Regions from separate parts of the Mus musculus genome. Here region 2 is linked to region 1. Evidence: chromatin loops called from intact Hi-C (ENCODE). Cell type or tissue: heart. All regions are shown on one strand. Each heading gives the region's core, and the rest is flanking DNA. Links, peaks and the distances in the headings are about the cores only.

Evidence for each region. Peaks named below come from ENCODE experiments on the same cell type or tissue, not always from the same donor. Only the 100,000 strongest peaks of a DNase experiment are listed, where the experiment ranks them.
Region 2: a loop joins it to region 1, with 2.5 times the contacts of the local background. A loop is called at or near these places in 3 of 42 quality-filtered maps.

What each region holds. Positions count from the first base shown.
Region 1 is chr12:32,284,667-32,297,527 of GRCm38, reverse strand. No RefSeq gene overlaps it. Among named protein-coding and RNA genes, the nearest start is that of Gm33308, 45 kb to the right of the region's middle. In heart, for the core only: a CTCF peak has its summit at 5,294; DNase peaks (open chromatin) are centred at 4,447 and 5,257; H3K4me3 peaks cover 802 bases; H3K27ac peaks cover 1,242 bases.
Region 2 is chr12:32,631,550-32,644,410 of GRCm38, reverse strand. No RefSeq gene overlaps it. Among named protein-coding and RNA genes, the nearest start is that of Gm33380, 56 kb to the right of the region's middle. In heart, for the core only: a CTCF peak has its summit at 6,783 (motif pointing left); no DNase peak of the experiment used is centred there.

The DNA.
Region 1 (12,861 bases), core at 1,537-9,536:
TAGGCAGCCTATTTTGGTTGAATGGGGCTTCTGATGACCCAATAGAGAAATCTACAAGAGACGGAAAGGCGAGCCACGTTCCCAGAATCAGGTGCCTGTCCATAATTCTGTGACTCAGTCACACAGACAATGTCCCAAGCTTCTAGCATTCTGGCTAGATTCCACCCCCACAGTTACCTGACTATAGCCAGGTATGCTCCTCCCCACAGTTACCTGATAGACCAGCCCACTATAAGAGGGGCTGCTTGGCCCCTCCTTGCTCTCTTTAAGCCCTCACCTTTCTTACCTTCTAGCCCTCCTTCTCTCTCTCCCTCCCCCCCTCTCTCCACGTCCCATGGCTGGCCTCTCTCTTTCTACCTTCTCTCCTTTCTCCCTGCCTTTCTACAATAAAGCTCTAGAACCATAGACTGTCTCTGATCATCAAGGTCCACCATGCTTGAACGATGAGATAGGCTTTCTCCTAACGAGCAAGAAAGCCATCCTGTGCTCCAGCCACGGAATTGACCAAGGACTCTCAACCGCGCAGGAACATCCAGCACCCCCTCTCCCCCTACCCTCTCATCACTTCATCCCCAGACCAAGTGCCGCCCCAGAGCCCTTATTATGTTCTCAGCTCCTGCGTGGGATGCCAGGGGCTGAGAACCTGGTACCTGAGGCTGCCCCTTGTCCACCACCCACTGTGTGGGGTCAGTGGCTTAACATAGCCAGATGCCCATCCAGGGCCACGTGGAAAGCATGTGCAGTCTTCCCGTGTCCGCTCGCCTAGAGCACCAGAACTCTGGCGGGATGCAGGTTCTCTCCCACTCCCCTCTTTCCCCCACACCCACGGCCCGCAAATCTCCTCTCCCTGAACTCTCAAGGCATATCCACACCTGAAGGAACCTCCCTTGATCCCCATGACAGCTTCCTTAGTGACTGACAACTCTTCCATGCTGTCTCACGTATGTGTGGTTTCATGCATCTCACGGTCTGAACTGTGTGTCAAGCCCATCTTAACCTGGGTACATACGTGTACATAGTACTGCGCTCAGTGTCTGCTATCGGTGTTTGCATGCCAGGCTCAGGCAACTCCGTGTTCTGTCTCAGGACCCCTGTTCCCACCTATTGACACCAGCAAGGCAGAGTGATGAGTTTTTACCCCATAGGAAAGTTGGTTTCTTGGCAAAACAAGGTTGGGTTCGCTTAGCCAGGGCTTTGCTTTGCCAGAGGAAGGTTCCTTTCAGAGCACATGGCTCCAGAAAGCAAGTTACCCTTACCCAAATACAGATCGTTACCTTCCGACCATGAGAACTGTCCTTATCTGACCATCCCGTCCTGTACCTCCCACTTCTGTGAACTCTATCACTTCCTCTGTGTCCCTCTTTGGGGGTTTGATGCCTGTCTTCTGCACTTTCACCTAATTTAAACAATCCTTTATCTTGAGGATATGAGTGGCTATAATCTTATTCAAGACATTTAATCCCACTTTTGTTTAACATCTTTATCCTTTCTCTCATCACTGGGATCACTGCCAGCTCAAATTCAGAAGCCTCCAATCACCAGTCTTCTATAATTTATTCTTTTCTTTACAAAGGTGTCACTTTCACTTTTGTTTACATGTCTAGGACTGTGTCTGTGTGTGTGTGCATGCACAGGTACCTGTGGAAGCCAGAAGAGGCCCCTTGAGCAACAGTTGCAGCACTGATGAGCCATCTGACCTGGGTGCTGGGAACTGAACAGTGGGTTCTCTGCAAGAGCAGCAAGTGATTTTATAACTGAGCCCATCCCTCAATCCATTATTCTTGATGCTGTTGATTTTGCCTTGAGTAAAATACCCATAGATAATTTGCTTTGTTACCTCACCTCATCAGACTTGGTTTGGAGCTCTCTCTTCCTTGTCACTCCTACTGTGGCTTTCCTACTATCTTCTACTATAGAAATAAACTACAAAGGAATAATTTGGGCTGCAAATTGACAGCTAACGGCCGTTGGCTGAAATCTATTTGATTTGCAGAGGGTTTGTTTTTTAAAAATTATTCCTTTTCTTTGCAAACTGTTGAAAACAAGATCTCAAAGGGATATCTAGATATACGACGCACAGGGTAGCGTCATTCATGGTAGCCAGAGGTGAAAGCAGCCTGAAGAGATGTCTATCTACAGACAGAGGAGCAAAGAACAGAGCATCCACATAAGAGAATATTATACAGCCTTTAAATAGGGCAAAACTGGACAAGCTTGAGGATTCTGCGATAGTGATTTTTGCCAGCCAAGATATGATACATACCATCTGATTCTGCTCATGTGAAGTCTTTAAAGTAGTCAGATACTCAGGATGTAGAATAATGGTAGTCAGGGCAGCATGGAGGAAAGAAATGGAGAAAATGTGTTTTATTTTTAATCAAGTATAATCAAGGTTCAGTTTTCTAAAGCAAAAGATTCTTGAAATCTATCACACAAGAATATGAAAATACTGAGTTCCAACAAACCATTCCAACGTTGTTACGATGGCAAACTTTGAATCCTGTGGCTTTTAAAAATATAACTAAAAATTACTAAAAAAAAAAAAAAAAAAAAAAAAAAAAAAAAAAAAAAACCTAAAACTTTAAATGCCCTTAAAGGAATTCTCCAACTTACCAAAGGATCAATTCTAAATAGGCTTAGAGATTTAAATGGGCTACCAGGCCCCCTAGACATTAGTTCTGAGTTTGGGATAATGGTAGAATTTTTGAAATGGATAAAATGAACTTTAGAGGTCTTACACAGGATGGTGGGATTTAACAATAAGAACGATTCTTTTGTTCCCCAGACAGTTACTGGATCCTACCAGCTGCTGCTTGTGAGACACGGAGAATACAAAATTACTTCCGATTCTGCCTTCAAATATCTTATATCCTAAATAACTTGATTTATAGTGTTTAATGGTCATTAAGATTAAGAGTTGTACAGGGAAGAAGACAAATAGTCCCTGCATTGTCTCCCAAATGCATTCGCAAGTGAGGATTTTGTGGTGTTGCTTCTATTAATGGGTTTTAGTTTGTCCTCTGTGGTCAGGAAAGATTCCTGGTGTAACTTCAGTCTTCCTACATTTTTGAGACTTATTCTGAGACCTGATCTGTGATCTGTCCTGGAAAATGGTCTGTGTACTTGGAGAACATGGGCACTCTATTCTCTTAGGGTGTAATGTCTGCTATGTGGCCATCATCAATTTGTCTACATTTATGTTCAAGTTCACTGTTTCTTACTGATTTTCTATCTATAGATTCTAGCCATTTTTGAAAACGAGGTATTGAAATTAGAAGTTAGAGACCATCCTGGCCTCCACAGAAAGTTCCAGACCAGCCTGTACTAGAGTATGAAACTGTCTCATAAACCATTCCAAAATTTCCACCCAAATTCTCAAGTAATCTTAGAAATACCTATACCATATACGCAGTACATATTTTATGCTTGTGCAGTTCACATTTACAGTATTGATCTATGCAGAATTCACCTGGTATGTTCTCTAAACATTTCCAAAATGATAAGCCAGTTCCCAGGCTGTTAGTTACTGAAAGGCCCTTTCTATCCCGTTGTGTTAACATGCTGATTTGCACATACTGAACTGTCAGAAATAGTTGTCTTGGTTAGGGTTTCTATTGCTGTGAAGAGACACCACGACCACAGCAACTCTTATAAAGGGAAGCATTTGATTGGCAATGCCTTATGTTCAGAGGTTTAGTCCAATTATCACCATGGAAGGAAACTTGGCAGCATGCAGACAGATGTGGTGCTGGAGAGGTAGCTGAGATCTGGAACAGCAGACAACAGGAACAGAGAGAGCCACTGGGCCTGGCTTGAGTATTTGAAATACCAATCACCCACTACTCACCCACTACCCACCTATCCCCACCCCTGAACCTCCCCAACCCCACTCCAACTTCCATAACACACTTCCTCCAACAAGGCCACGCCTCCTAGTGCCATTCCCTAAGCATCCAAATATGAGCCTATGGGCCCCTTCTTATTCAAAGCTCCACAATTTCATTATTGCTCTTCTCTATTTTCTCTGGATTCTGGTGAAGTTTGAGGGCAGAGGGTTCCAGACTTCCCTTGCTTACAGTATTTTCTTGAGCCTTTGAGTCCAGAAAGCTGAAAACTACGTTTTCCATATTCCACAGTAGATATATTATTTAGATGTTTTTTTTTTTCACATAGGGTCTCTGGTAGCCCAGGCTGGTCTCAAACTTCCCACATAGCCAAGTGTGATCTTGGATCCTCATCCATCCCCCTGCCTCCATCTCCCAGGTACTGGACCTAGATTTGGTTTTAAGTTAGACTTAGATGTAGCCAACCCGATGCATCAGTACAAGCCTTAGCTGGCAGGCACCTCTGGAACTGGCCCTCTCTGCCACTAGATGGGCAGAGGTCTCAGTGCCAGTCACTGCTATTTTGACTGTTATGAGTCCACAGGGCCTGGTTTTCCTGGTACACACTGCAGCAGGGGCAGACCTGTGGAGCACACAGCAATCCTGACAACTTCCTGCTCAGAGTGACGTCCTCACCAGGACATGGCCAACACAGCAGCTGCCCAGTGACACCATTTTGTACTGTGGTTTCAAGAGTCATTTCTGAAAGCTCCACCTAGTGTCTGGTCCTCGGCACACTGTCAACATTTCCACAAGCCGCTCAGCTTCCTAAGTCACGTGAATTCTGTCCCTCTAACTGGACTTAATAAATTAGCAGCCTGGCTTTGGCAGAGGAGACTCGCTTCCATTTGCTGGGCTCTGGATAGCAGGAGTTTTAAAAGGTTGCAGCTTTAGGTTTCTCTATTAACAAACAAACCCCTCAGAAGGGTGAGGCGTGAGAATCTTGGGTTTGGGGTCAGACTGGGCAGCCTAGTGAGACTCTGTTAAGAAGGAAGAGAGGAACAGAGAGAGAGTGAGGAGGAAAAGATGGAAGGGAGGCAGGGAGGGAGAGAGAGAGAAGGAGAGGAAGTTGCTTTCGTGGTTTTGCTTAGTCATTCCAAGGTTAATGTCCTCTTTTAGGCGAACCAAAAGAACTAATCCCTGTGTCGATATTCTATCCAGAAATACGTAGAAGATACTCGTGTATTTTGAAGTCACAACCCAAACATTATACCTTAGTAATGGAATCATCCCATTGGTCAGAACAGAGGCTGTTCTGTAAACAATTTTCTAAACATGATAGATTCGAGTCTTCATTTCTCCAGTTGTTTAAGCCTTTGCTACTCCAAGTGTGGCCTGTAGGGGTCAGCAGCACCGACTCAGACTGCCTCACCAAGATCTGTTTTTAATGGATCTCGCGCTGAGAGTAAGATTAGGCTTGGAAGTCAAAGAGCTACCCCAGGCCTTGAAGAGGGCACAGCAGCCTTGCCTGGCTCATCTCCTTCAGCCCACCCTTCTACAAAGCGGGACTTCAGGGAAGCAGGATTGTCTGGAGCGTCAAATTCCCGAGAGCGCCACCTTGTGGTAATTTTGAGGTATTTTAAAACGAGGCGCCTTAGATCACACTCCCTGCTCTTCAAGTTTATCAGCTTGAAAGTCTGGGGTTTTTTCCTGTAGCCGATTTCCCTCGCCCTTTCTTTCTCGGTCTCTTTTCTCTTTTCTTTATTACAGGAGCTTACCCATCGTCGCCCAGGGCTTGGTTTAAATGTCAGTACATTTTCCGTGGTTGTCATTTTGTGTTTTTACGAAGTCTGGATTTAAGTGACATATTCTGGAGACTACCACATTCGCCAAGGTTCTTTGAAGCAGGGCACCCAGAGAGGCCTGATTTGTTAACTCATTCATCATTTCTCTGGCTTCTGTGGGCACTTAGTGATTTAACCTTGTCTCCTTTTTCTTTCTTTCTTTGTTTTGTTTTTGTTTGTTCGTTTCTTCTAGCTATATAGAAGTTTTTGAGTTAGTAAAGAACTCATAGTCCACTGCAATGGACATCAAACTACTACCACTAAACAGCTGCTTTTTACTTCCTTCATTTTGCTTTCCACTTATCTGTTATTCACTGGGTGTTGTGCTGTCCTTGTGATCAAACGACAATTGCAGGAGCAGATTGGCTCCCTCCACCTTGTGGGTACTGGGGATCGAACTCAGGTCATCATGTCCTGAAGCAAATGCTTTGTCAAGGGAGCCACCTCACCAGCCCTGCTTCATTTTCATGTGGGGAATTTCCATCCGTTTTTTGTTTTTGGTTTTTTTTTGGGGGGGGGGGTTGCTGAAATTCAAATATTGCATCATCTCTAGCAGGTCTAGGTTACACCACACCCTAGCAATGTGAACCTGATAAACTGGTATTTCTGTGAGGGAATATTTCACCAGTCTATGGATTAATCACTCCTGACTCCTTACTCAGCGGTGTGCACTGTAGAATTTAGGAGACCCATGGTTACAGCGTTTTGTCCACTGTATTCAATCACCCTGTTCATTATTCTCCAGGTAACCAGTTTCCCTGTCATATTCAAAATCCATGTAAGATAGACAGAGCCATTCTGTGACCCAGCAATTTTAGTCCTGGGTGTATGCTTCAAGGGTAGTAAGGACTTCTATTCACACAGAGTCTTGTAGACGAATAGTTATAGCAAACATAATTCTCTTGTCTTATTCCTCTGGTTAAACCATTGTGTACTGTATGCAATAAGGATGGAAGGAGTGTGTATCCTTCACTCCACCCAGACTATAAGAAAAGTGCTCTGAGCTTTTCCTCATTTATTATAAGATTAACTATGGGTTGGTCATATACAACCTCTGTTGTGTTTAACTATGTTCTTTCTATTCCTAGCTTGTTCTGGGATTTTATCACAAAGTGATGTTGAGTGTTGCCAAGGGTCTGACTAGCATTGATAGAAATGACCATGTGATTCTGTTTTTACCTCAAGTCTATTTATATCTTGCATTATAAGTTTTGGGCTATGTATGTTGAACCATTCTGCATCTCAGGGTAAAAACAACTAAGTCACAGTGCATAATCTCCTTGGTGTGTTCTTGAATTCAGTTTTCAATAGCTCTGTGTGTGTGTGTGTGTGTGTGTGTGTGTACATGTGCACGAGAGAGCATGCACGCTCACACACACACACACACACACACACACACACACACACACACACACACACACGGTCTCTCTGTGTAGTCCAGAACTCACTCTGTAAAGTAGGCTGGCCTCAAGCTCACAGATATGCCTGTCTCTCTCTCCCAGCTGCTGTGATTAAAGGTTTGTGCCTCCAAGCCAGGTCAAGTTAGGAATAATTTAATTGAAAACTTTTGCATCAGTATTCATCAGGAAAAAAAAATTGAACACCCCCCCCCACCTGGGGCTGATGTGCAGGCAGAAGAGCCAACAGTCTGATAAGCCAGCCAGGCCTGCAACCACCCATGCTGGGTCCTTGCTGCCATTGAGGGCCACATCTGGGACAAAGGTCCTATTGCCACCAAGGTGTGTGTTGATGTTCATGGTCTAATTTACCATCAAAGGCCAGGCAGAGGTCTGTGGTTTGTGGTCTACTACCCGGAGCCATGTTGATCTCCTTGGGTCATGCTGTCCCCAGCGTGGGGGGGGGGGGGGGAAGCAGGGAAGGAGTACATACTGGTCTGAGTAGCCTGCACAGCCACCTAAGGTGATATGTCCACAGGCAGTTGGGGCAGCCTGCAAGGGTCTTGTTTGGGTCTGGGGTCCTACTGCAACAAGGACCTTGTTCATGGTCTATGACGTCACTGGAAACTGTGTAGAAGCCCATGATCTTTGTTCCCATTGACTGTGAAGAGCAAGGAAGCTACTTTTGCTGTTAGATGGATGACTGCATACCCACAGTGGAGAGGGAGGACATACAATCTTCTATGACAACCCCTACACCCACCCCAACCTCCACCCCACCCCCCAAACAGTAACAGCCTAGACAGGAAGGCACTGAAGAGAACTCTTAAAAAGTGTGATGGGATGCTGAAATGTAGCCCTCCATAATTGATGGCTTCTGGCCAGGGTGCAGGTGAGGAAAGGACTCAGTTCTATTTAAGGTGCACGCCACTAAGGATTTGACCGTGTTCCAGTGAGTATATAGATAACACAAAGTGGACTTGGTTTTTGTTGTATTTTTTTGTTTGTTTGTTTTGTTTTTTTTTTCTTTTTTACTTCTTTGGTGGGGGAGATAATAGAGGGCAGACATGGAAGGACTGGAAAGGTATTGTGATTGGGGTATATGATATGAAACTCCCAGAGAATTAATTAAAATGTTATGTGGTGTGTGATGGTTTGTATATGCTTGACCCAGGGAGTGGCACTATTTGGAGGTGTGGCCTTGTTGGAGTAGGTATGTCACTGTGGGCTTAGGCTTTAATACCCTCCTCCTAGCTGCCTGGAAGTCAGTCTTCTCATAGCAGTCATCAGATGAAGATATAGAACTCCCAGTTCTTCCCATCCCACCATCTGCCTAGACACTGCCATGCCCCACCTTGATGACAACGGACTGAACCTCTGAACCTGTAAGCCAGCCCCAATTAAATGTTGTTTTTATAAGAGATGCCTTGGACCATCCAGAGACTGTCCCACCTGGGGATCCATCCCATATACAACCACCAAACCCAGATACTATTGCATATGCCAGCAAGATTATGCTGACAGGACCCTTGTATAGCTACCTCTTGTGAGGCTATGCCAGTGCCTGGCAAATACAGAAGTGGATGCTCACAGCCATCTATTAGATGGAACACAGGACCCCTAATGAAGGAGCTAGAGAAAGTACCCAAGGAGCTAAAGGGGTCTGCAACCCTATAGGTGGATCAACAATATGAACTAACCAGTACCCCCAGAGCTCGTGTCTCTAGCTGCATATATAGCAGAAGATAGCCTAGTCAGCCAGCAATGGAAGGAGAGGCCCTTGGCTTGCAAAGATCATATGCCCCAGTACAGGAGAATGCCAGGGCCAGGAAGTGGGAGTGGGTGGGTTGGGAAGCTGGGCAGGGAGAGGGTATAGGGGACTTTCAGGATAGCATTTGCAATGTAAATGAAGAAAATATCTAATAAAAAAATGAAAAAAAAAGAGATGCCTTGGTCATGGTGTCTGTTCACAGCAGTAAAACCCTAACTAAGACATGCGGGGGGGGGGGGAGGGCGGCTAAAATTTTTCCTTAGGTCAGAAAGCATTCGTGTTAACCCTTTTAGGCTTTGGTAGAAGCTGGCACTGGGTTCTTCCATTCCTAACTTTTCTTTGTGTGGCAGCACTTCATTTCTGCTCTAATTCTTGTTTACATGCTCTAGATTTCAGTTTTGTAGGTTGCATGCATCTAGGATTTATCAACTTCTTTTCCATCTTTCAGTCTTTGGGGCCATGAAATTGGAGTTTTCTTTAACGGTTAGGTCTCACTGGAGGCTCCAGTACCTTTCCTTCTCTTGGTCACTTCTAATTTATTAACTCAGCCCCCTTTCCCTTTTGTTGGTTAGAGAGTTGTCAATCCCATTTAGTTTTCAAAGAACCAACTGTGATTGACTGAGTTCTACGCTCTGTTCTCCTAGTCTCATCTGTATTAATTTCTACCCTGTTAGTATGTTTGTCTTGCTATTAAGTGGACCCTCAGTCTAGTAGGATAGCTATTGATTATTCAGAATATGTAAGTGCCACGATTGCACTCTCAGGGATACCTTGCTGTGCTGAGCATACCTTGCTATTGCGAAACACAGGCTTTATAGCTGGAAAGGACCCTTCACTGCTTATCTCCTTTGGCAGCTTGTGTAGCACCTTTAGATATTATGAGAGCCAGTCCTCAGGGAGACTTTCAGGCCAATTCCAGCTTACTTCTCCAAGTCCTGTGTCTGGGGAGGATGGTGTCTTCAGCAATAGGGTCTTACCTTACCTCTGATAGGCTATCAGAATCAGCAGCAATCGCCTATATTGTTGTGAGAGTCTTGGATCCCCCTGATCAACAACTTGAAAGATTTCCCATACTTAGCACTGGAGGATTTTATTAGATTGTCTTGAAGGAAGCATTATTAATCCCAAGTAACATATCATCATTATATATTGATATATAGATATCATAAATATTGCATACATTAATATAATACAATATATTTTAATATAATAATATAAAATATATATTTGATTTAAATAATCATAAATTAATGTGTTTTTCTATGGCTCTTTAAAACATCGGTAGTGTCATTTATTCTTCTTCTCCTTAAGCTCTCCGCAGTTAAAGAGCCCCTAGTTTCCCCAAGTTCTCCTATACCACACCATCGCCCTCTCTAGAGCTCTTTCTCCCCAACACATACTCTCTTTTTACTTACCAGGTTTCTGTGTGACTTCATGGTGTACATTCACATCTGAATATTTGGAGATAATAGCTACAAATAAGAAAGAATATGTGATGTTTGTCTTTTGGGGTCTAGGTTCATGCACAGGATGAATTGCAATCCTAAAATGTGTCCTTCTCATCCCTCTCCACCACTGTATCCTTAAACAGGGCCACTACACCCAGCCTGAGCACCAGCTCCTAAGAAACCCTTGCTGTGACGTGCCCCCCCACCCCCACCCCCCCCCTCAACCCCCCACCCTCCATCACCCGACGCGCCACCCTTGAGAACCATCCTAACAAGCTGTCTCTCTGCTCAGCAGGAGAAATATAAGCTTTACTAATTCAGAACTTGGTTGTTTTTTGCCAGCCCAGCCCAGCCCACAAATGATCTACTGTTCCTATCAAGGAAACACAGCTGTTCTATAGAATTCTATTTCTAAACTGCAAAAACATCTTGGCCTCTCCCATCATTCAGTGATAATGAATTTACTAAAACCCAAAATAGTAATTAGGGGAAAAAACACATTTATATGTAAAAATATTCATACTTGACATAAAATGTATCTAAACAAAAAAAAAAGTTTCTAATATCCTCGCAGATAGATAGATAGATGATAGATAGATAGATAGATAGATGATAGATAGATAGATAGATAGATAGATAGATAGATAGATAGATGTTTTTCAATTCATCTATGCTTCCCCCTTTAAAAAAATTAACAAAGCTATTCATGGTCCTTAGAAGGTGTTATGCACTCTACTAAAGAGAAAAGCAATAATCAATCCTACCCAGCTATAAATGCTCAGAGCTCTGATAAGGGCCTGGAACGACATGCCCACTGGTGCAACAGTGTCACCAGAGTAACCTGTCACTTTTTATTGAATATAAAGCCAGCTCTAGCAGATGGAACCCATACCTGACCTTTTTAATGAAGCCATGAACCTGCAGCTTAAGAGAGGGAAACCTACTACTCTTTTTCTTCTAAATAGACATAACAATAAACTGATTCCTACTGACTTACTGCTCTCCCCATAGACCAGAGCATCTCTCAGCTCTCACCAGAAGAGTTTCTTGCAGTGATGGCAATTCATGGAGACCACCTCTGGCCAATGTTCATAGAATAGAGACTTAAGAGTGCCCAGCCCACTCAAAGCTTAGGGATGTAAGTGGAACAGGGGAGAAAAGATGCTAAGAGCTAAAAGATGGTGGGTAGCTTCAAAAAAGCCAGTGTTCTCCAGACACAATAGGGCAAATACCCACTCAGCAATGTACAAGTTAAGTCAGAAAAATCCCAGTACAGAGAAGAGGAGATAGGCATGATGTTTCAACACTAGTCAGGAGCTATTGGTATTTAATTGCTACTGGAGAGGGGAAATAGGTTTTCTTTAATGGTGTAACACCTGGTATGTTGACCACACTTCATGGCAGACCCCACTCTCAGGCGTAGTCAGTCAGCCAACACAAACTAGACTCACATGGGGGCAAGGAGAACATGAAGTGTGGTGGGTAGAAATATGGGGGAGGATCTTGGAGGAGTTAGGAGAGGGGTGTGAGTATGATTAAAATACATTGTGTGGATTTCTCCAATAATTAACAAAAATATTATTTTAAAGAATAACAGAACGAAAGAGTTAAAACTAGCAGGTACTGACTCAATAAAGCTTTTAATGTTATCTATGTGTTAAAGATGCAAAGCTTTTCTTTTAAAGATTTATTTATTAAGTGTATGAGTGTTCTGTTTACATGTATTTAAGTTCATCACCTGCATCCCTTGTGCCCAGGAGGCCAGAAGAGGATGCCAAATCCCCTGGTACAGAAGACCATTACAGGTAGTCATGTGGATGCTGTGACCTGAAACTGGATTGGAAGAACAAGCCAATGCCATCTCCCCAGCTCTACAAGGCTTTTATTTTAAAAAGCAAAGTTATTCTAGACTTGAACTACAAAACTGCAGAAGTCAGCCACACACTTCCTCCTGTGGTCTCTTCTCTGTAGGTGATCACACCCTCATAGCCTTCTCTCACTGTTGCTCTGCAACCACAGCTATGGTTTCTTATCCTTTAGCTACACGGAAGAAACTACCAGCCCCTGGGGAATGCTGACTTACCCCATGTCAAGGGACACACAATAAAATGTCCACCCCAGGGACTGTAATGCAGGGAGAAAACTCTTCTTTTCCTGACTTTTATAGTTTTGAAGGGCACAGCCTGACTTTCCAGTTCGGTCCATTTAAACAAAAGGCAACTGCAAAGATAAACATGATGAGAATGTGGCCAGGAACTGGACACAATCAAAATGAAATCAGGAGAGGGAGAATCGTGTTTGGAGCAGACTGCCTTTGCAGGGATGGAAAGGTGGACCTTGTCATCGCCTCGTTTTCATCTGTCTGCTCCTAACAGCGTTCTCACCCCAACTGTGGTAGTTAATGCTGTCAACTTGACAAGATGTAAAATCAAGCCTCCAGGTACACCTGTGAGGAATTAAATAGATTTAGGTTTACTGAGGTGTGAAGAGTCACCTTAATCGTGGGCAGTTCCCATCTATAGGCTAGGATCCTAGACCTACCCAACCCCCTCTCTCCCTCCCTGCCTCTTTACCTCC
Region 2 (12,861 bases), core at 3,208-11,207, 350 kb before region 1:
AAAGTAGGGAAAGGCTTCAAATATATGGGCACAGGGAGAAAATTCCTGAATAGAACAGCAATGGCTTGTGCTGTAATATTGAGAATCGACAAAAGGGACCTCATAAAATTGCAAAGCTTCTGTAAGGCAAACGACATCGTCAATAAGACAAAAAGGCCACCAACAGATTGGGAAAGGATCTTTACCTATCCTAAATCAGATAGGGGACTAATATCCAACATATATAAAGAACTCAAGAAGGTGGACTTCAGAAAATCAAATAACCCCATTAAAAAATGGGGCTCAGAACTGAACAAAGAATTCTCACCTGAGGAATACCGAATGGCTGAGAAGCACCTGAAAAAATGTTCAGCATCATTAATCATCAGGGAAATGCAAATCAAAACAACCCTGAGATTCCACCTCACACCAGTCAGAATGGCTAAGATCAAAAATTCAGGTGACAGCAGATGCTGGTGAGGATGTGGAGAAAGAGGAACACTCCTTCATTGTTGGTGGGATTGCAAACTTGTGCAACCACTCTGGAAATCAGTCTGGCGGTTCCTCAGAAAATTGGACATAGTACTAGCGGAGGATCTAGCAACACCTCTCCTGGGAATATATCCAGAAGATGTCCCAACCGGTAAGAAGGACACATGCTCCACTATGTTCATAGCAGCCTTATTTATAATAGCCAGAAGCTGGAAAGAACCCAGATGCCTCTCAACAGAGGAATGGATACAGAAAATGTGGTACATTTACACAATGGAGTACTACTTAGCTATTAAAAAGAATGAATTTATGAAATTCCTAGGCAAATGGATGAACCTAGAGGGCATCATTCTGAATGAGGTAACCTAATCACAAAAGAACTCACATGATATGTACTCACTGATAAGTGGATATTAGCCCAGAAACTTAGAATACCCAAGATATAAGATACAATTTATAAAACACATGAAACTCAAGAAGAATGACGACCAAAGTGTGGACACTTTACCCTTTCTTAGAATTGGGAACAAAACACCCATGGAAGGAGTTACAGAGACAAAGTTTGGAGCTGAGAAGAAAGGATGGACCATCTAGAGACTGCGATACCAGGGGATCCATCCCATAATTAGCCTCCAAATGCTGAAACCATTGCATACACTAGCAAGATTTTGCTGAAAGGACCCTGATATAGCTGTCTCTTGTGAGACTATGCTGGGGCCTAGCAAACACAGAAGTGGATGCTCACAGTCAGCTATTGGATGGATCACAGGGCCCCCAATGGAGGAGCTAGAGAAAGTAACCAAGGAGCTAAAGGGATCTGCAACCCTATAGGTGGAACAACAATATGAACTATTCAGTACCCCCCAGCGCTAGTGTCTCTAGCTGCATATGTATTAGAAGATGGCCTAGTCGGCCATCAGTGGAATGAGAGGCCCCCTTGGTCATACAAACTTTATATGCCTCAGTACAGGGGAACACCAGGGCCAAGAAGTGGGAGTGGCTGGGTAGGGGAGTGGGGGTGGGGTGGGAGTGTATGGGGAACTTTTGGGATAGCACTGTAAATGTAAATGAAGAAAATACCTAATTAAAAAAAAAGACTTGTACCCTTTTATTGGGAAATCTTTTAGGCTTAATCAACTCACCTAGAGAAATTAAAAACTTTCACCTATCATCTCAGCCAACAGCAGGAAGAGGAAGCAGTTGACTCTCTGTTCCCTCCTTGACCTGCTCTGAGTAGCTTGTTGAGCCTGTGGAAAGAGGAAGTAATTCTCAAAGTCATACGCTGGGGAAGAGTAGACTTGCATAATTGGAAGACCCTGAACCCTCCAGCTGCAGGCTCTTACCAGCCTACTGTAAACTGTTTTAAGGTAAGAAGACAGTGGCCCATTTATTTTCAACAAATATTATTGGAAGGATTAAAAGGAGCAGCCTGATAACTTGGGTTATTCAAGGACCCGATTAATTACTTGTTCAGTTCCTGGAAAGGCTCCATGCGAAATACTGGGTATTGACCCCATAGTCCTAGATGCTCCTGAGAACCAGTCAGCCACTAATATTGCCTTTGTCAAACAGCCTCCTCCAGGCACAGGAGAAGGCTCTAGAAATGAGAGAACTTGAAGGGATAAGTAAGTCTTGACCTTTGGATATTGCACCAAAAGTTTAAAAATACCAAGATTCAGCTGAAGACAGACAAGAAAAGACATTTCCTGTGCAGTGGTCACTGTTCTTGAGACAGGAGAGGAAATGGAGGACACAGACCAGGAAAGGGGGTTCATGGGCTTTCCAGCATCATCGGATGGGGCCCCGAGTGCAGATTTGCTAGAATTTAGGCCAAAATATTCACAAACACCTTGCTCCCTGGGTATGTGACTTCCTCATAGCTCTTTGACCACTAAAGAGAAATGTGGACAGACAACAGAAGGCCTTTTAGAGGACTCTTAACCCCTAGGGTACAGAGTCTCAGCTGAAGGCTCATTTGTACATCCCTCAGGTCACATGCCTAGGCTAAATCTAGAGAAATGAAAACACTTTTCTATGACCATGTTTCAACCATTCTACAAACCCCTACACTGACATCAAAAACATAAGTGTGGGAACTCCTGGTGGTCATTGGATACTGCTGCTATGGATGGTGGTGTTTGCAGAGATGGCTGGTGCCCTCTATGCCAGGAGTACACAGTCTTTGGAATGGACTGAAACTGAGAAAAGGGCCCTCCTGTCTGCCCAAGTGCTTTCCCTACCCCACCCCCACCACCTCTCACCCCTATACCCCACCCCTAGGCTATCTCATTTGTATGTGGATAATGCAAGAGGCATTATCTAAAGGATTCTCATGCATACCCTAGGAGCCTGGGAAAGACTGATGGCATATCTGCCCAAGAAAGAGACTTGACATGGTACAGCCCAGTGGTGCATAACTGTCACTGTTATACTGGGAAATTAATCTGACAAATTAATTGTAGGGTATAAACTTTTCCTGACAGCCCCACACTATACTGAGTCCCTCTGGAGGGGAGTACCTGAGAGATGGATGTCTAACTTCCAGAGACCCAATATCAAGACCTCCTCTGGTTCAACCACACATTTGTTTCCACAGATGACAGCCCTCAATCCTGCTAGTCTCCTGCTAGAGAATAACTCTAAGGGTCCTCTGCATGACAGTCTTAAGGTGAGTGACCAGATCCAGTCACCAGGTTTGACCTTACTGACATTCATTGGTAACACCAGATGAGGTATTGTTCACAGATAGGAGCAGTTTTATCCAAGACAGGATCTGGTATGCAGAGGCTGCAGTGGTGACCCAAGATAAAACTATCTGGGCATGACCTTTAAGCAGACAAACCTCAAATCAACAAGCTGAGCTTTTAGCTTTGACTGGAGCACTCTGCTGAGGGAAGGACAAGACTATGACCATACACACGAACTGATACTGCAAAACTCGTGATGTCCATGGGTTTACACGTTGCTGATCTTAGCAGGAAAAGAGATGAAAATCTGAGAAGAAGCCTTAGACCTATTAAGAGATATCTGGTTACCCAAAACAGTGTCCACTGCAGAGGACTCATAAAAGGGGATTCCCCAGAAGCCAGTAGCAACAAAGCAGCTGATTTGACTGCCTGGAAGTAACCTGAGAACCAGTGGTGCCTCACCAAGGCTTGGTAGCCCTGTCAGAGCCCAGCTTACCAGTTACCTGGAATATAGCCTGGGTAAGATTGACTCAGAGAAACAAGAACTGGCAAGACAGTATAAATAGGGATATTGGCTACTGCTGGACAACAGACCCATCCTTCCCGTGAGTCTGGGAAGGTAACTGGCTTTGGATCTTTACCAAGCCACCCACTTAGTGACCACAGAAACTGTTAAACTCCTTAGACCCGGGTATTATGTTCCAAATTAGAAAATCCTGAATAAAGACACCACCTTTAGACATGTCACTTGTGTTCAGGAAAATCCCAAAGCAGGGAGGAAGGTCCCAGGAGAGATTCAGGCTTGAGAAAACTGGTCTGGAGAACACGGGAGTTGTACTTTACTGAAATCAGGCCCAAATATTTGCTGGTGTTTGTAGATGGAGGCTTCCCTAATAGATACCAAGAAAGTTCTTCAGGAAATAATACCTACATTTTGAGTGTTACTAGCTTTGGGGTCTGGAAATGGCTTGACCTTCATAGCCAAACTCTCAAAATCTGACAGTTATAAAATATCAATTGGAAATTACATCGTGCATATAGGCCATAGAGCTCAGGGGAGGTAGAAAGAATGAATAGAACTCTTAAGGAGATTCTGACCAAATTGGTTCTGGAAACTGATGAAGACTGGGCCAAGCTCCTTCTCTGCTCTCTCCTGCTCAGGGTCCAGTGTTATTGTAAGAAGGGGATTGCTCCTTTTGAAATTATGTCTGGGAGAATACCTCCCATCTTTCCCAACCTCTGACCAGAGTTTACTAATCCCGATGTACAATGCTGTTCCCATGCCAACCAATCAGTGTTAACTAGAGAAAAACCTTGCCATGGTCAGCTAAACTGCACAGAAAGGAGAGAAAGGAAAGACGGATCAGATACCCTGTTTACCTGGTCCCCATGGCAGACCACCTCTCTGTCAGGATTAGCTGGATCATGAGTCTTATCCTAGTCAGGCTATTAGTAGGACTCTGTATCCTCAATTGCATGACCAACTAAATTATTGGTCCCTAGGACCAACTATGCCTTCCTAGTACATGATAAGTAAACAACTTGACTCAGGCCCACAGAACGAGTGGGGAATGTAAGGCAGCAGGCACATGCAGCGGTTCCTTCATCTTGTATTCTTGCTGAGGCCATTTCATGCTTAACTAGATGTTGATCTCATGGATGGAGAATCCCATGAAAAAATTACCCAACTCTATTCTAGGAATTCAACATCAAAATACGCAGTAAACTTATCTCTGCTTCTGCTGACCTGCTTGCTTGCTCAGAACTACTCCTTCTACCTACTGCTTATTTTAGCTTCATGATGCCAGGGCATAGGTTTTCTCTTCAAAAACCCTGTGTGCAGGACACTAGGCACTACACTTAGATCCTGAATAACTGAGTATAGCCTTGCTAACTGAAATGAAGACTTTCAATAGGCCATACATTGTTTCTGAGTGGTCATTTTTGATGGACTCCCCATAACACTTTTGGCCATGTTTTATTATCCCAGAAAATAGAAACCTCCAATCAATACATTATTCTTAAGATTTATTTTGTTAAAGTGAAGCACAAAAAGAAAAAGATAAGGAGGTAGATAATTCACAAACAGATCCTAAGTCTACTTACTACATCTAAAGATTGTTAGATGTTCCATTTCTGATCTTAAATTGTAGTGGTGAGCATGAAATTAATATATCTCCACTGATAATCAACAAAGAAAGTACCAAGGGAACCCAGGAGAAATGCGCCAGTTTTAAATGATATATTAGCATCGTTCAGTATAATTTTTCAAATTTTGTCTTCAGACGTCACAGAATATTTCTACAATTAGCTCAAGTGCTAACAATGATAGCTGCTCTGTACCCCCAAGGGAAAAGAGTCCTACCTCACTAAAATTGGAGATACAGGAATCTACTGTGTCTTGGCGAGCAGAGGTACAGGGAAAAATTGTGTAATTTGTGGGAAGGGGATTGATGTTTGGGAAGAGAACGGATCTATACCATTCCTAGTTGCAAGGAGTACAGGGTTGCCAGGAGCCATTCCAATCCTCCTGGCTCCAGGTCTTTCATGAAGAAGGGATCAATACCACCAATGGTGTCTCCACCTGATGCCATTTTTTCCACTTAAGTCTTTGGAGCCTATGGGTGTCTATCTGTCTGCCAGATAAGATGCTGCAGTCCTTCCATAGTGTTTTCTAAGCATCTACTTGGAAAATAGCATTCTTCCCAACACTTACCCCAGTCCTTGACTATTTTATGAAAGAGCTTACATTTAGTGTGAAAGACAGATATGTGTACAATAAGAGGATGGATTCCGTGCAAGAACATGAGGGTCAGGCAGGCAGGGTACTGTTCGCATGAGAATGTTGAACAAGGCATTGCATGGACTGGATACTTGCCAGACACAGATGAGGAAGAGCAGTCCAGCTAGAGGGAAGGATGGAATAAAACCCAGCGAGATGAGGAAAGAGGTATATTTGACACAGCAGTAATGCCAGTGATATTGAATTAGTAAGTGTATGTCTGTATGTGTACAGGTTATGAGACAGGTTAGAAAGTTCCCTGTGTGCCACATTTTGGACTTTATATTTCATCCCATGGCTAATGGTGTGGACTTTTCAGTAGGAAGTCATGGTCAGTTCTGATATCCAAAGAAGTGACAGTGGCAGCAGTGGGGAATAGAGAGGGATGAGGCTAGATACCCAGGAGTCAGTGTGGAGTAGCTGAAGTTGTCTCAGAAATCCCAAAGAAAGTTAGTTTACCAAGACAGGCCATGGCTCAACTGTGATAGTGCATATGGTCATGAAGAAGAAGTCTTCCGTGGCAATTGTTCAATTGATTGACAGGATGAAAGCTTGACATTCTAGTGGGTGTACACAGGCTATCCTCAAATGAGATTCAAGGAAGTTGTGTGCTTAGAAACACTACTAACAAGTCTGTAGAGGAGTCTCTTCTCCCTGGCTTCAAAGGGATGATATTTTTTAAAGGGATGTGTTTGTTTAGCAAATGGAACTTTTGATCATGGAAGGGACCACACAAGCGGAGGGGAGACAAGACCTTCTTTGTTCACAATTTCTCTTCTGTTGAAAAAGTTTCTTTACCGCTTTTGTGCTTGAATTTTTCCCTGCTATTAATCTGCCACCTTGTGGCCTAATGAGGAATTTCAATTTTAAACTGAGAGGAAGGACTAAGAAGTCAATATTCCTTTCCGAGAACACAAACCCTGCCATAGCATAGCGCTGGCTGTGAAAAAGATCAAAGGAGAGCAGAGATACCCCGCTACTATGTAACCCCTTCTTCCCTGCTCACCAACGACGCTGTGGGATAGGAATTCACAGGGCAAAAGGAAGAACAGAGTCACAGGCACTTAGAATTCTGTGTGCTTTTCATCCTACAAAGCGATAGCTTGGATAGTGTCTTCAAATTTTAATGGAAAGTTTAATTGACCTAAAAGTTAAATAATCAGGTAAGATTATCATTAGCATCCAAAATACTGTATAGAATCATAAGACAACTTTGCAAACAGATAACAATTAGGCATCAAATAATCACTCTGTAAAGTGAAATGAATGACGTATGTCCACATATGCCTCTTAGCATCCACATGGCAGGTCACAGTCATCTATAACTCCATTCCAGGAAATCTGACACTCTCTTCTGCCTCCGTGGACACCAAGCACACACACACACACACACACACACACACACACACACTATATATATATGTGTATATATATATATATATATATATATACACACACACACACACACACATCCAGGCAAAACAATAAATAAATACACATACAAAATAAAAATAAATAGATCATTTAAAAATAAAAGGCCAGTTAAGTCACCTAGGGACTAGTATGTTTCTGAAATTTCTACTTTGATATCTTTATTCTAATCTGACTCCACAAATGCCCATGAGTTCTTTATTTTCTTTATAGCCAATCTTCTTGTTTTCTTGGTCCAGGCCTATTATTCTTAAATACTGTTACACAGAATACTCTGTGTTCTCCTCCCAGACAGCCATATTTTTAATTTCTCTCTCTCTCTCTCTCTCTCTCTCTCTCTCTCTCTATATATATATATATATATATATATATATGAATAAAGTGGTCTGTAAGCTTCTTTCTGAATGGGCAGCTATTTATTACAGCAGGCCATACTTGGCTGAGGTTAGCAACAAACCTCAGTTGCCTTTTAACATTCAAAAGAAATGCAGGGCCTTTGAAACACTGCAGGCTTCTTTTACTTTTCTTACTAATTTGGAATTCTGGCTTCCTTCTCTTTCAGGTTTTATGATTACTTGTTATTTTTGTTTGTACTCTTTTTCACAATGTCTGAAAGGATGGGAGAGGTGGGAGGAAAGGCCAAGGTAATTGAGTCCACCTAGCTGCCTCTGCAGTTAACAGCATGCCAATTCTAAACCCTGGGCTTCATTTTAATCTATTCTTTCACACAAAACAGCATCCAGTTGATATGTGCAGAATCAGGAGCATAGTCACCACAGCTGTCCTTTCATGTTTATGAGGTCCACACTTGGGGTATGAGAATTGCATCTGTTGAACATGGCTTAGGTTTTCTTGATATTATTCCCCTTTAAAAACCCATAAAACCATTCACATAGCATTTTTCTTGTATCAGGTATTATTAATAATCTGGATGAATTAAAGTATATGAGCATATACATCTAAGTGATAGAAAAATATTACTAATACATCATTATATATAAGGTGCTTGATACTTGAGAATTTGCACATCTCTGTATGTGGTGGAGGGAAACTAATTCTCTGAGGCTACCAAAGGATGTCTGTATTATACAAATGATATGGAAATTAACAGTGACTATAATAAACTGATGAAAGCAAGTTAGGGGAAAACAGGGCTTATTTTGGATTGTAGTTCCATGAGGTTAGAGTCTATATTGATGGGGAAAGCATGGGAGCAGGGGCAAGAAGCAGAGAGGTCACATTTTATCCACACACAGAAAGAGAGATAGGATGGGAAGTCAGTGAGGCTACAAACCCTCAAAACTCACCCCCCCCCCCCAGTGATGTATTTCCCAGTGGTGTTAGGAAGTGATGAATCTCCACTTCCTGACAGTTCTGTACCCCCCAAAACCATGTCACCAGCTAAAGACCAGCTGTTCAAATGCATGAACTTAGAGGGGCATTCTCATACTATAACAGTCCTGGGTCATGCCAGCAGTGTAGGTAACATGAATAATCAGAAATGAAAGTGATCAGAGGGTGCAAAGCCAGGAGGGAGTTCAGAGTAAACCTTAAGCTTGGGATGGGCACAGCACTTACCATTTGCCTTACAACGTTATTCACTCTACCTAGAGCTGAGAACTGTTTATGCAGGAAACACACTTCCTCTGTCTGTCTGAGCACTCAGAAAGGCTGCATTGCCTCCTAAGGTAAGATGAGATGCAGCTGTTAGCTTGCCCTTTTAGCCCTGTGAAAGACAGGTGATCTACTTCCTCCAGGCACAAGCTGTGTTAGCAGCTCAGTTCTCCCCAGCAAGGGGAAATGGAACTAATTCTGCCACCCTCAAGGAATAACTAAGCACGAACCCCTGCCTGTTCTCACGGGGTTACAACCTTTCTCTTTCCAGTATGCTTCTGGCTTTCACTTTCTGCATTTCCTTTCTCTTTCTCCTGGAAACGGAACCGAGCTAAGCACACCTAACCCAACTTCACTGCACCTTCCTTCAAGAGCAGGACCTGGCTCCTTGTTCAGCAGCTGAGGGTCTGCCTGATGTATCTCACCACACTGGACTTGTTTGCTATCAGTGTCATCATGCAGAGAGCTGAGGTCACAGAATCTAAGAGAACATGGGATTTTCTGTGTCTTCCTTTTGGGGCATTCTGGAACATTTTCTAAAGCCTAAACATCCTGGTTGTTCAGTTGCCTCTCCCTTTCCAGAAGCCTAGTGCTACTTCAACTTTGACCCCAACTCTGAGATCATCCTGGCTCTGAGACCCAATCAGAATCATTATCACCCAGCTGGAGGAGGGGAAAACATCACCATTCCTTAAGGAGTTCAGATGGTCATGACTGAGAAGTAAAGTTTATTGTAGAATATACACAATCTCCTAATGAATCAATCACCTAAGTCTACAAGTGTTTGGGTTTAGGGTTCAAGGGCAACACTAAGGTCAGTTATCTTTTGGGAGTTAGCATTTTGTTGGAGAGATGGTAATGCCCACATGGCAGAGCTAGGGTCCCTCCTTATATATTTTAGGGGAAGTGAGAGGTTCTATGTCACAGGATTGGTGCTTGCAGACTACCTGTCTGATTCATGGGCAGCCGGGAGAGAGGAATCTGTCTGCTTCGGGCCTGTAAGAAGAGTCTGCTAGAAGGGTGGGGAGAGTAAGAACTTAGGAAAGCAAATCAGCAGGGAAGCTTTTAAAAAGGCATGGCCCTGGCTAACAGAATCCCTCCCCAAAATCTCCCCAAAAGATGTAAGTTATGAAGGAGGGTAGGAAGAACTGGAAGCAGGAGGGTGCTTTGCTTGAAGACCATTGGATGCAACAGAAATGTGGGATTGCAGTCAAGGTGAGGTGAGATTGCCCCATAGCCACAGTAGACTCCACTCTGCTTTCACCATTTTGTCTGCTGCATCCAAACTGGGCCTTAAACTATCTCTGTATATTTCTGTATCCAGGCCAGACAGTCTGCCCATTAGTCAGAACTGTCATATGGGTTGAAAGCCATTGTGAATCTAAATAAAGAAGTACCCTTTTCTCTTCTTTTCTTTTCTTTTCTTTTCTTTTTTTAATTAGGTATTTTACTCATTTACATTCCCAATGCTATCTCAAAAGTCCCCCATACCCTCCCCCCACTCCCCTACCCACCCACTCCCACTTTTGGCCCTGGCGTTCCCCTGTACTGGGGCATATAAAGTTTGCAAGTCCAATGGGCCTCTCTTTCCAGTGATGGCCAAGTAGGCCATCTTTTGATACATATGCAGCTAGAGTCAAGAGCTCCAGGGTACTGGTTAGTTCATATTGTTGTTCCACCTATAGGGTTGCAGATTCCTTTAGCTCCTTGGTTACTTTCTGTAGCTCCTCCATTGGGAGCCCTGTGCTCCATCCAGTAGCTGACTGTGAGCATCCACTTCTGTGTTTGCTAGACCCTGGCATAGTCTCACAAGAGACAGCTATATCAGGGTCCTTTCAGCAAAATCTTGCTAGTGTATGCAATTATGGGATGATCCCTGGATATGGCAGCACCCTTTTCTTAAGCTACTGAAACAGCGTAAGATTCAAGTCAGAGCAAGGGAGCAGAGAAGCCTGTTCTCTGTAGAAGTAAGAGACCTGCTAAGGCTGTGTGGTGTTTACTGGAGTTTGGTGCTTTTTGTATTTAATCATGCCAATTTATACCGTCCTTTGTTTTCTTCTTTTGTCCCTAATAATTCTATTGCCATTTCCTCTCAGTGCTGTCTCACCATAACCCTTCTGGATCGTTTTCTTTCTTTCTTCAAAATTAGCTTGTGTGCTGTTGAGCTGAAAACAAAAGTGAATAGAGCTTCCTGAAAGTCCCTCTTGACCCCCAGGCATCCCGCCAAGCTGAAACCATGGACAAAAAGACAACCAGGGAGCCACAGGATTCAAGAGGGCCTCTCCATGCTGAGTGGGCATTTGTCCTTATTTGAAGCTAATTTGTGATCTTTTCCCAGCTCTTGCAAATGCTTTAGGTTCTGCAGGCACCAAATGTTCCCTGAGTATGTTAAACAAAAACACAAGGAAAGAACAGAAGGTTGACTTTTTACCCAACCCCATGAGCAGAAAGAAAAACACTAGAAGCTGAAAAATTGCTTTCTGTGCACGCAGTTCTGAGAAGGGTAGATTAAATTAAATGGCCTTATCAGCCCTTTAAAATCTAACAAGTACAGCCTCGCTTCCATCTTCGATTAAAGCTGGCCCACATTGCCAACTGTTGGCAAAATAGACACACTTGGAGGTCCGATTGCAATGAATCTGATCAAATGGTCTTTGGCATCTAACTGGTGTCACATGCTCTTCTCAAACCATCCCCATATCTACTCCTCAGTCTATTCATCACTCAGTCTCCTGCCCTTATCTCTTCATCCCTGGATTGTTACAGCCACTTGGACTCATCCTACAGCTTCGACTCCCTCCAAGGCCAGACCAATACTTCTACTCAAATTTCGTTTTTTCAATACACTCAATAAGCCTCCAGCGGATCTTCATGCTAGGACACAAAGCTTAAAAATCCAGGCCACTATGAGATTTCTAAATAATTGGCCATTATATTTCCTACTTACATTGTTTCTTTCCACTTCCTAGCAGCATTGCTGTGGTCCACCCCCACCCCCAAAGAATATTTTAACTAGAATGACCCATGTGAAGAAAAGTTCCTGGAAAGAAACTCAACTTCTGTTGAACCTCTGAAAGGTTGATTAGAATTTTAATGATGTGGAGAGGTTGGAATGTTGCACATCAATAGCCAAGTAGTCTTGGGACATCTTTAGCCATTTATTCATAGCCATTCATCACCCACCTCTGCATATGACCTAACACATTTATGACTCCCAGGTAAATCCCTTTTAATCCTTCCTAGTCAGACCCCAATCTCCAATCAGCTGGATGGCTAAGGTTGTCAGACACCATCTGAGGCCCATAGCTGAATGTCCTCTGCTGTGCTGTAACCTACCTACCTAGCATTTCCATCACTGTGTTTGAAAAGAACTTCAATTTATGACTTCTGTTGTATCATCATTAAATACTTCACCAAACCATTACCACCTTGGAACTTGGAATTTGGGGTAATCTGAAAAACAAACAAACAAACAAACAAACAACCTCTGTGTTCTTATCCTGGTCATTCATACTTGACTCCAGAATAAGTTATCTCTTTTCTCCTTTGAGGTGAGAGGTTTGTACCATCAGCCATAGGCCTAGTAGCCCATCAGGTGCCTTTGAGTCTGAAACAGAGGTTCAAGTGAGACAGTCAAAGCTCTGCATGCGTCTTGCAGGACCTCTCCTCCCCTGTCACCTTGCTGAGTGGAAAGACAGATGGATTTGAGAAGCCAACAGTATCTGGTAGAACCTTAGGGAGGATGTGTGAAGATAAGGAGCTATGCCTGTAGAGAAACTGTCTTGAGTCTGGGACTCTGTGCTGACCGATGGATTTATATGAGGAGACTGCCCAAAGTTTGTGGGAGAAGCCACAAGTAAAGATGAGATAGAACTG